2 separate regions of the Homo sapiens genome follow, and region 1 is linked to region 2. A link is an interaction called in ENCODE POLR2A ChIA-PET data of the cell type or tissue named here. Cell type or tissue: A673. All regions are shown on one strand. Links, peaks and the distances in the headings refer to the core of each region. The heading gives the core; the rest is flanking DNA.

Region 1 (5,375 bases), core at 101-5,100, 71 kb before region 2:
AGGAATTTCAAGTATTCTAGAGTGTTCTAAGCCCAGAGATCTTTTTCCTGCTGGAAATTTTGGGGGATCTTAGACCTTAGATTGTATGCAGTGAACTTCTCTTATGCCTTCCCCACCAATAAAATTGAGGGATTAGGTGAAAAATATGGTGTCCTTTCAAGTAAAAGATAAATGGATGGAAATGGAAACCTCTAATAGGAAAACAAACTTGTAATATGACAGCTTTAGTGCAGAAATATTTGAAGTAAGCACATGAGTTTTAAAACAGTAAGAGTTGGAGATAATCTTTCTTGAATATGGGAAAAGAGGATAAGGTGTACAATGGTATAATTATTAAGTTGCAGGTGAAAACCACAAGAAAGGCAAGAGATACGCAGTCCTTGGTTAAAAGTACACAAACTAAAGAGATGAAAGATTTCATCACCTGAGCTAGCTATGTATTTGCCCCACAACCTACCAAATAGAAAAGGACCGCTCTTAACACAGGGAATTGTTGAGCCAATCGTGATATCCTATTTTCCCTCTCTTGAGCAGCATTTCCAATCCCCAGACCTGATGAGATCTCCCAGGTTAGAGAGGAAGAGCCTTGGGTCCCAGATATCCAAGAGCCTCAGGAGACTCAAGAGCCAGAAATCCTGAGTTTTACCTACACAGGTGAGGAATGACAAAAACGGTGTTACCCACCCTGAGCCAGCAGTTCCTCTAGGCAGTGCTTCTCTCTCTCTGTAGGGCCCCGCTCTCATCAGTTCTTCTAACATGTCAGCCAGTACTGCTTTCTCCCTCTGACAGCCATTTCTTCTGTCATTGCCCTCCTCTTTTCTCCTCCCATCATTTGTCTGATAGCAATGTAATACAAAAGGGTGAAAGAAAAATGTTAACTTTTGGAATTGCAGCTATACCATTTACTGTACAATTCCCTTAAACCCTCGATTCTCAATCTCTGCATTTGTAAAATGAAGATTATATTTGTGCATACCAAGGTTTGTTGATAGCATAACAATATGAGAAAGTGCTTGGCACAGGACAGGCATTCTATTTAGTCTTGCCATCTCAAAACCCTTTGTAAAAATCTCCCCATTGTGTAGAAGGCATTGTTGCCGCTACAGTGACCCCCTTTTTCCTCTCACCCTTTCTACAGGAGATAGGAGTAAAGATGAGGAAGAGTGTCTGGAGCAGGAAGATCTGAGTTTGGAGGATATACACAGGCCTGTTTTGGGAGAACCAGAAATTCACCAGACTCCAGATTGGGAAATAGTCTTTGAGGACAATCCAGGTAGACTTAATGAAAGAAGATTTGGTACTAATATTTCTCAAGTGAATAGTTTTGTGAACCTTCGGGAAACTACACCCGTCCACCCCCTGTTAGGGAGGCATCATGACTGTTCTGTGTGTGGAAAGAGCTTCACTTGTAACTCCCACCTTGTTAGACACCTGAGGACTCACACAGGAGAGAAACCCTATAAATGTATGGAATGTGGAAAAAGTTACACACGAAGCTCACATCTTGCCAGGCACCAAAAGGTTCACAAGATGAACGCGCCTTACAAATATCCCCTAAACCGGAAGAATTTGGAAGAGACCTCCCCTGTGACACAGGCTGAGAGAACTCCATCAGTGGAGAAACCCTATAGATGTGATGATTGCGGAAAGCACTTCCGCTGGACTTCAGACCTTGTCAGACATCAGAGGACACATACTGGAGAAAAACCCTTCTTTTGTACTATTTGTGGCAAAAGCTTCAGCCAGAAATCTGTGTTAACAACACACCAAAGAATCCACCTGGGAGGCAAACCCTACTTGTGTGGAGAGTGTGGTGAGGACTTCAGTGAACACAGGCGGTACCTGGCGCACCGGAAGACGCACGCTGCTGAGGAACTCTACCTCTGCAGCGAGTGCGGGCGCTGCTTCACCCACAGCGCAGCGTTCGCCAAGCACTTGAGAGGACACGCCTCAGTGAGGCCCTGCCGATGCAACGAATGTGGGAAGAGCTTCAGTCGCAGGGACCACCTCGTCAGGCATCAGAGAACACACACTGGGGAGAAACCATTCACGTGCCCTACCTGTGGAAAAAGCTTCAGCAGAGGATATCACTTAATTAGGCATCAGAGGACCCACTCAGAAAAGACCTCCTAGCTAGGTCCCCATGTGAGGAGATCTGCTTTCAGCCCTCACCTAAGGGAGGTGAGGAAGAGGAAAAGCCCTCTTGTCAGCCTGGGAAGACCTTTTCGAGGGAGTCTCCCTGACCTGCTCAGATCTGACATTACCTCTTCCTGCAACTAAACACGAGCCTGGGCAGAACCTCTCAGCCTTCCTCTACGCCTTGAGGGGATGTTTCATCCAAAGTACAACCTGAATTGAGGCTTCTCCTTCACTGGAGTGCACCTGCCTCTACCTCATGGGTATAAAGTAGGAGAACTAAGAGACTTAAGAGGTCGTGGTTCCTATATCGTCCAAAAAATAGGCTGTTACATATCCTAAAGACTGCTCAACAGCTTCAAGTTGAAAGTGGCCAAGGACAGCCCCTTAGGTTTGGGAAGGGACGAGCCTGAAGGATTCTGTCTTTACTGGGGTCAAATCTTAAAGCACACAGCTCTGGACTCAAGACAGGAGGTTTGCGTCCTGATGGCTTTGCCACACATTCACAGGATAACTGCATAGATCCCTCGCTGTCTGATTCACTTCTTACCATGCACTTTCCTTTGATGCTGAGGAGAAATGGAAGTGGGCGAAAAATCTCAAGGCTGCTTCATGTGGACCTTGTCAAGCTGCTCCCTCCCCCAGCGTCAAATTGTTATCAGGTGCCAAACACTGCTAGAAAGGAGGGCCTAGTCAGAAGCCTCTTTCCATACGAGTTTTGGTTTTGTTTTTAATATTTTTTTCTATTAAAATACTCATGCATTTAACCTTCCCGTTATTCAACCAGTCTCTTGGTTGCATCCCTAGCACTTCTACTACAAGTGAGATGGTAGTGTTTGAGTGCTTATTGAGTAAAGCATAATTCGGTCATAATGAAATCGTTCACATTCCCTCATATGCACAAGCCCACCAACCCCTTCACACCCCCCTTCACAGGGGTCGTATGAGTAAGGGGATTTGGAAACTGTCAACTTACAAAGGCACTATAACAATTACAGAATCATGATTGCCATGGGCCACTTTATTTACATGAAGACAACTGGAGAACGACTAAGACCAAATTATGGAAAATAAGAAAAAGCTGTTGCTGGCAAGACCATCAAGACTGTTCTGACACCCTGTCCCCATCATCCCTGACTGAGTACTCTGACATCACGGAAAGTGTTGAACCTGGGACCCTGAGGAATTCACCAGGAGTAAATGGCTTTCATGTATTTGTGTTGTTTGCTTTTTCTTACGTGATTTTATGTTCATAGAGCTAGAAAGTAGCATCTCATGATGGCCCAACAATCTCTGTTGCCAGTTAAAGGTTCCTTGGAGATGAGGCTGAATAATTATGAACCTCACCTTCTCTGATTGTGGGAGTGGCAAGAACTGGGGAGACGTCCTCCATAAGTGGAGCACAGGGTATGGGGTTAAAGCATGACAGGGAGAGTCTTCTGTGCCTGGTTTCTTCTCCTCTATCTCATAATGCATTATGGGCCCGAGGAATAGGGGAGGGTTAATAAGACTCCAACCCTAATGGCCCAACAGGGAAATTCTCATTTTGGTCGATGATATTCTGATGGACTGGTTTGGTCTTAATACCAGTCAACCGTTGTCCTTCTGGAAATATACATATATGAAATAAATAAAGGTAACACTTGCAGCCAAGTTCCCTGGTTTCTGGGACTTCCCATCTTACCCATTCCTTTTCCAGGGCTTCAGTGTCCTGATACTTCTGAGGGTGGTTCATACTCAAATAGATCTGGGAGTACAGAGTATTTTTCCTTGAGGAAAGGAAGGGTTGGGATGATTAGCAGAGTCCGGTGAAACATATGCACTCTGAGATAAGATCCAAGCCTGGAGTTTGCAGAAGATACTGTCCTAATAAGCAGGCATTTCTAAACCAAGTATCTAAGCCTAAGCACAGCTTGTCCTGGGTGAAATGTCTGCCACAAAAGATAGTTTCTCCTAGCTCAGACTTAACCATTTATAAAGGTTGGTAAAATACTGGCAGTGACAACAAATTGACTTTTTAATTTTCTTATTTGCATTATTCCAATAAATGAAAATCTGTCAGAGTTCTACATGAGGGAAAGCTTGTGAGGCTGGGCCGGTTTGTTGGAACATCAAATAGTCCTTAATTACTGATCTCCCTGCAGAGTTTCATATGCTGACACTAAATCTCTGGTCCCTTTTGTAAATTACTGAATTTTCTGAGGTTCTGGGAGGGACATGTTGTCTCCCAAATCTGAACAAACACAACCACAGTGTGCAGCGGCAGGAAAGAAGTAGTGCAGCTGAGCGTGAGCAGGGAGGTTGGAGCACAGGGTGTGTATTCGGAGGGGTCCCCTCTAGTATCTTGTGAGCAGTAGAATTCTAGCATCCTTGAATACCATACTAAGTTTCTGAGGGAGAAAACGGTGGGATTTTAAAGATATTATTTGGAGGAAGTTAATACGCTACTTAATTAACAGAAGTGGCAGGTGGTTGGAAATGTGCTAAAGAGGTATGACACATTAAAAATGATAATATAAGGATGTTTGACCAGATAATTTAGGAATAACCAAGGAATATTTAACCTCTTCACCACAAAGTCCGAGGAGAAATAAATGCCCAAGAGATCAAGCCAAAATACATTTTTATTATCTGGGACTTAGGCCTCATATTCCGGAGCAGAATCCGGTAAACTCAGATGAACTCCATGGAGAATTTCATAAATCAGATTAACATCAAGGTACTAAAATCAAAACCCACTAAGAAACCTGTTGCCCCCTTCAAAGCACAACTGAAGTAATGGATCTAATAGAAGATACATTGTTTGCACTGAGCAGTAGAGTAGTAGAGGAGAAAAGCCCAGAGATGGCACAGACAAGTTGTTCCAGTCCCCTTCAGTCAAGGCCTCTGGACCACCACCCTGCCACAGGCGAAAAATGGGATATTTAATAAATAAAAAATTTTGATTCACCAGACTGGCTGAAAGGACAGTAATCCAAATGAGAGTTAACGGCTCCATAGTAGTTTTCTAGAATGAAAGCTGAACTGAGAAATAGTAACTGATGACATGTTGAGCAGGTTAATAATTTGGTACCCTTCCACACCAGTATTTGTTTGTTTGTTTGTTTTGAGATGGAGTCTCGCTCTGTCGCCCAGGCTGGAGTGCAGTGGCGTGATCTCGGCTCACTGCAAGCTCCGCCTCCCGGGTTCACGCCATTCTCCTGCCTCAGCCTCCCCAGGAAGCTGGGACTACAGGCACC
Region 2 (5,375 bases), core at 321-5,320:
CAGTGACTATTTACAATGGGGTTGATAAACAATTAGAAAACAACATTATGAATATTAGCAATTCACATGAATAGACATAAGAAAAATTTTGTAAAGCTGAGCCAATTCCTGCTGTGGTAGTTGATAAAATTATCAGACTGAAAATATTTCAGTCTGTCTGTGTATTTCAGTCTTGGTAAGGCTTTCAATAAAGTCATAGAACCTCAAAGACGATAGGAACTTTAACATAATCTATTCCAAATTTCTAACCTTTACAGGTTTTCCTTCCTAAACATCCCAGCAGTTGTTTGGATAACAACTGCTTGGATGTAACGAAAGGTAATTTGTCCTACTTTGGAAAGGTTTGAAATGTATTGCTGAAAATCTGTTTTTGTGTTAGTGTAAGCCATTGATCCTATTTCTTTCCTGTGGATGACTAGATGTCTAATTCCTCTCACAGATTCCTTTTATTCTAAATTTTCAGAATGTCTCATGCTGTACATATAAAAAATAGGGAGCTATGTTTGGGTTTTATGATTGAGCAACTGTTCTAAAGAATTTTAATTAGGCCAGGTGCAGTGGCTCATGCCTGTAATCCCAGTGCTTTGGGAGGCCAAGGCGGGCAGATCACCTGAGGTCAGGAGTTTGAGATCAGCCTGGCCAACACGGTGAAACCCCCTCTCTACTAAAAATTCAAAAATTAGCTGGGTGTGGTAGTGGGCACCTGTAATCCCAGCTACTTGGGAGGCTGAGGCGGAATGATTGCTTGAACCTGGGAGGTGGAGGTTTCAGCGAGCCGAGGTCACACTACTGCACTCCAGCGTGGGCAACAAGAGTGAAACTCCGTCTCAAAAAACAAACAAACAAACAAAAATGTTAATTAGTAGCTCATTGTCAAGGTAGAATGAGGTCTTTAGAAGCAGGCCATAGGACTATCTCTTCTTTTTTTCTATTGGTTCTTTTTTTAAATATCCATGTGTGGATCATGTGATTGTCAAGCCTAGAGATGAAACAAGGGTAAAGAAGAGAGATATATTGGGTGATTGAATCTGAATTCAATAAAAGTATTAACACAGTGTGATAACTGGTTGAAACTAATAAATTTTAACAGCAATAAGTGCAAAGTTTCATAATAAAATTTCCAAAATTGCCTGTACAAGACACAATGACTCTGCAACAAGTCAAGTGAAGAATACTCAGGGATTTTAATTGAACATAAGCTGATTATGACTAAGATGTGGCTGTAAATGTATTTAACTAGTTATATCCTTCAAAGCAAATGTAGCCATAATTCCACTGGATTTATGCTGGTCAGACCACACAGGGACCATCAGTTCCTGTTCTGGACGTCACTTGGAGAATCATGCTGAGAAACTGAAAGTCCTTCTGAAAAAGCAGCCAGGGTGGTACAGGATTGGAAACTACTAGAAAATACATTGGAAGAAACTAAGGAAGAGTAGCCACAAACAAAAATGTCTTAGGGCGGATGTGAGGAAGCATAGCTCTTTTAAAGAGAAAACAGCATTAGGGCCACTTAATGGAGTTTGGAGGGGGAGGAGGAGTGTACGGAATTCAACTGAACATAAAGAACTTCCTTAAGCATCAGAAGAGGTGAACTTGTGATGTAGAAAGTTCTCATCACTAAAAAGATCAAGGCCAGGCGCGGTGGCTCATGCCTGTAATCCCAGCACTTTGGGAGGCCGAGGCGGGTGGATCTCCTGAGGTTGTGAGTTTGAGACCATCCTGACCAACATGGAGAAACCCCATCTCTACTAAAAATACAAAATTAGCCGGGTGTAGCAGCGTATGCCTGTAATCCCAGCTACTCAGGAGGCTGAGACAGGAGAATCACTTGAACCCGGGGGACGGAGGTTGCGGTGAGCCAAGATCGCGCCATTGCACTCCAGCCTGGGCAAGAAGAGCAAAACCCCGTCTCAATAAATAAATAAATAAATAAATAAATAAATAAATAAATAAAATCAAGTCCATTCGTCCGAAATGTTCTTGGGGGAAGTCACAAATTGGAAAAGCGGTTGAATTAGGTCAACTTTAACTTCCCATCCAAATTTAACACAGTATACATGCTTCAAGGCCTAGTCCTCCAAACAGCACAGAGTTTATGGCCTGGTGGCTCCCTGCCCAGGAAGATCCGACTGGGGACATTCTGTTACTCTGTGAGATGTCAGGAGGGAGCATTTCCTGCTTCTGGTCCACTCACCGTCAGCTGTTGCTCTGTTATTCCATTTTGGAATATCAGCGTTAAGCTTCCCCTTTTGGAAAGAGCAGAAGAGGAGAAAAAGGAAGCTGAAGAAGGGCTCTTGGATTACTCTTTTACTTCAGTTCCAGGCGTTCCTAATCTGTTATGTCAATTTGAGTTTATAGTTGAATGTAAAGTTTCAGGTTTCCCTTCCAGAGATGGGGCGGGGGCACTCAAACAGCTGCTAGGACTAGGGAGTGGCTAATAGTTGGAAGACGCCAAACACAATCTATCTGCTTTATTAAAAAGGAGTAATTAAAGGAAAAGGGAGAACTGCAAAGAACCTGGGGAAGGGAAGAGGAGTCCTCTTGGGCCCCCCTCCCCTTGCGCTGACATTTGGATCACCTCACTGAGTGATGAGGTGAAGACAGGAACAGGTGCGCCTCATCCCTACCCCATTTGCCCTAAACAGGGATTATCTTGCTGAGTTTGCTGTGTCCGGGGCCAATTAATCAAGGCTAGACAAAGGATAGACAGCGAGAACTGGAAGGCATGGGGTCTGGGAGGCGAAGCCAGGAACCGCGTACGGCGCGCCTTGCAGATGACATCATTGCCTGAAAGAGCTCTGGCCCTTCTCTTCCCGGAGCTACACCCGGCAAGTCCGTGCGGGAGCGGAGTGGGTTTGCCTGGAGGGCGTGAGCCGAGGGCGGCGGTGCGCCCGAGCTCGGGGGAGGTGCGGAGGCGCGAGAGGGAGACCTGGAGAGACCAGCGAGCGCGCGAGCAAAGATATCCCGGCTGGAAGTGTCTGCGCCGCTCCCGGCTCCGCCCCCGCTCGGCGCGGCGCTGGGCCTGGGAGGGGCACGCCCATCAGGGGGTGGGGAGTGTGCACTAGGGGGAGGGTCCGGGGCGGTGGTGGTGGCGGAGAGCCGCCTGCGCATGTCAGGGCTGACAGCACACACGGCCTGGGGGCCTAGAGAAGGGTTGCTGATCACCTGCCACCCAGGGTCGGGGCCCCGCACCATCCGGGGGCGAGCTCCCGGGAAGGGGCTCCGCCTCTACACCCACCCCCCAACCTCTGACATCGCCGGCCGAACGGGAGCTGCCGCTTCCTTCCCGGCCCCGCTGCACCTCCCCAGGGAGCCGAGGGCGGGCGTGGACGGGACCGACGTGGAACGCATTCTGTAGCCCAGACGGGCGGCCCCGGCGGCTTCGGGAGTGGGGTCACGCCCAGCTGGAGAAGCAGTTAGGGCGGACGAAGCAGGAGCCGCGGGGCTGGGAGGATTCCAGTCGGAACGCAACCGATCCTGGGGAGGCGAGAGGTGAATCAACCTGGACCCTTCCACAGCCTGGCTGCTAGGCCAGCAGTGCGACTCCCTTCCGAGCTGAGCTTACCCTGGGCGCAAACGAGCGAGGCAGGGGCGCGAGTGGAAGCTGGAGTTCCGGGGTGGGCGGGGAGGCGACTGTCCGTGGTGCTGAGCGCCGGCGAGAGCGGGCGCGGAGCGGCTGATCGGCTCCCTCGAACTGGGGAGGTCCAGTGGGGTCGCTTAGGGCCCAAAGCCCCCACCCGGCTCCAAAAGCTCCCAGGGCCTCCCCAGGCACCGGTGCTCGGCCCTTCCTTCGGTCAGAAAGTCGCCCCCTGGGGGCAGTTCGTCCCAAAGGGTTTCCTCGAAAGAATCTGAGAGGGCGCAGTCCTTGACCGAGGGAATCTCTCTGTGTAGCCTTGGAAGCCGCCAGCCCCAGAAGATGCCTGCCTTCAATAGATTGTTTCCCCTGGCTTCTCTCGTGCTTATCTACTGGGGTAAGTACCAGCACCTCGCCATGCCGGATGCAGGTAACAGTAACAATGCTAACAATAATAACACATTGATGTCGTTGGTGACAGAAAAGAGCTCTGGCTGGCTTGCCTCTGTGCGTATCTGCCAGACATGGAGATGGCAGGGGTTCCATGAGAGCTGGGATTTTGAGATGGGAAAGGCGCCTCCCCACCGCCCTTCCCCGCTATTCTCCAACCTCCTTTGGTGGTTCTTCCGCCCTTCCTCCAGTTTCCTGATCATTCCAAAGTATTTTTTCCCTTTCCCTTTGCTGAAAGGAAATGCAGTCACGTTCACGAATAAAAACCTCCTGTGTGGTTACATTTTATTTCTCATCAAGGAGTCTATACTCCTGGAAAGCTTACTGGGTCTTCAAATTCGTTTCTGTATATTAAAAAAAAAAAAAAACCATAAAAGCTGGATGCATGAATTTTGAGAGTGAAAATACTTTAGTTGCTCATCATCTTCTTAATTTTAACAAGGAATGGGAAGAAAACAGCCTTCAGCCATTTACTGCTATATATTAAATAAATAGGCAACTGTGAAATGCATCTTTCTTTTTCTTCTTCTTCTTTTTTTTTTGGTTTGTTTGTTTGTTGCATGAACCTGTGGAACTAAGATGCTTTGGTGTTAGGGGAGGAGAGCTGGGTTTTTGCCTTCAAAGGTGAATAGATTCTTGCTTGTCAGCTGTGAGAAACTGAGGTGACCTTCCCCCTCCAAATAAGGGAATCTTACACTTGGAACAGTAAAGGCTGAAGAGAGTGTCAGAGACGGTCTTGGAGTGCCTGAATGTGTGTAAAGGGGATTGATCTATGTGATAATGTCTGATTGTGTGATTGAGACAATGTTTTACTGTATGTAAATATATTTCAGTGTCTGGATGTGTGCACTAGCATGTGTGTGAGCATGTTGGCATAGACATCTGAATGCATGGGTGAGTGTAGTAGTATGTGTATGGCAGGGGTGGGGGTGGTAGTTCTGGGCATGTCTGCCTTGGTGTCTATGATTAGATCCTCAGATAAAATATAGGTTCTCTTCAGCAGACAGATTGCTTTACATGATCTTAGCTACCTTTCTCCGTGCAAAAATCAATACACAGGGTAATTGGACACAATTGTACCCACCTGCCTCCCTGAAACGAGGCATGTGAGCTTATGTTCCCATGGTTGGCATGAAACTCATCCTGCCTATACGGTGGCAGACATGCTGATGGGAGCTGCCTCTTTGCTTTAGTATTACTTTTTCAAGCCTCCAGGACTAACTCTAGCTGCCAGCATTATCTGGATTTTGCATGTGACCAGAGGCAGAGCCAAGCTTCCTGTCAAAATGCCTGATGAGACGGACTAGGAAGGTTGAGGAGGGAGGTAATGTCAGCCCCAAAGGCGGAC

The links. ChIA-PET counts read pairs that join two places held together with the same protein. Peaks named below come from ENCODE experiments on the same cell type or tissue, not always from the same donor. Only the 100,000 strongest peaks of a DNase experiment are listed, where the experiment ranks them.
Region 1: POLR2A ChIA-PET joins it to region 2 with 5 read pairs; 4 of 35 experiments call an interaction of 5 or more read pairs at or near these places.

The regions. Positions count from the first base shown.
Region 1 is chr11:123,722,755-123,728,129 of GRCh38, reverse strand. It overlaps ZNF202 (zinc finger protein 202), which reads left to right. Exons shown (of 9, transcript NM_003455.4): 8 at 535-654; 9 at 1,139-4,216. The coding sequence ends at 2,133. Among named protein-coding and RNA genes, the nearest start is that of ZNF202, 16 kb to the left of the region's middle. In A673, for the core only: no CTCF peak of the experiment used is centred there; no DNase peak of the experiment used is centred there.
Region 2 is chr11:123,652,346-123,657,720 of GRCh38, reverse strand. It overlaps SCN3B (sodium voltage-gated channel beta subunit 3), which reads left to right and starts at 3,097. Exons shown (of 7, transcript NM_001040151.2): 1 at 3,097-3,495; 2 at 3,895-3,974. The coding sequence starts at 3,920. It overlaps LOC105369543 (a long non-coding RNA gene), which reads right to left and starts at 4,036. Exons shown (of 3, transcript XR_948124.4): 1 at 3,569-4,036. RefSeq lists silencers at 2,854-3,083, 3,644-3,713. In A673, for the core only: a CTCF peak has its summit at 3,778 (motif pointing left); DNase peaks (open chromatin) are centred at 3,020 and 3,590; H3K4me3 peaks cover 1,588 bases; H3K27me3 peaks cover 2,085 bases.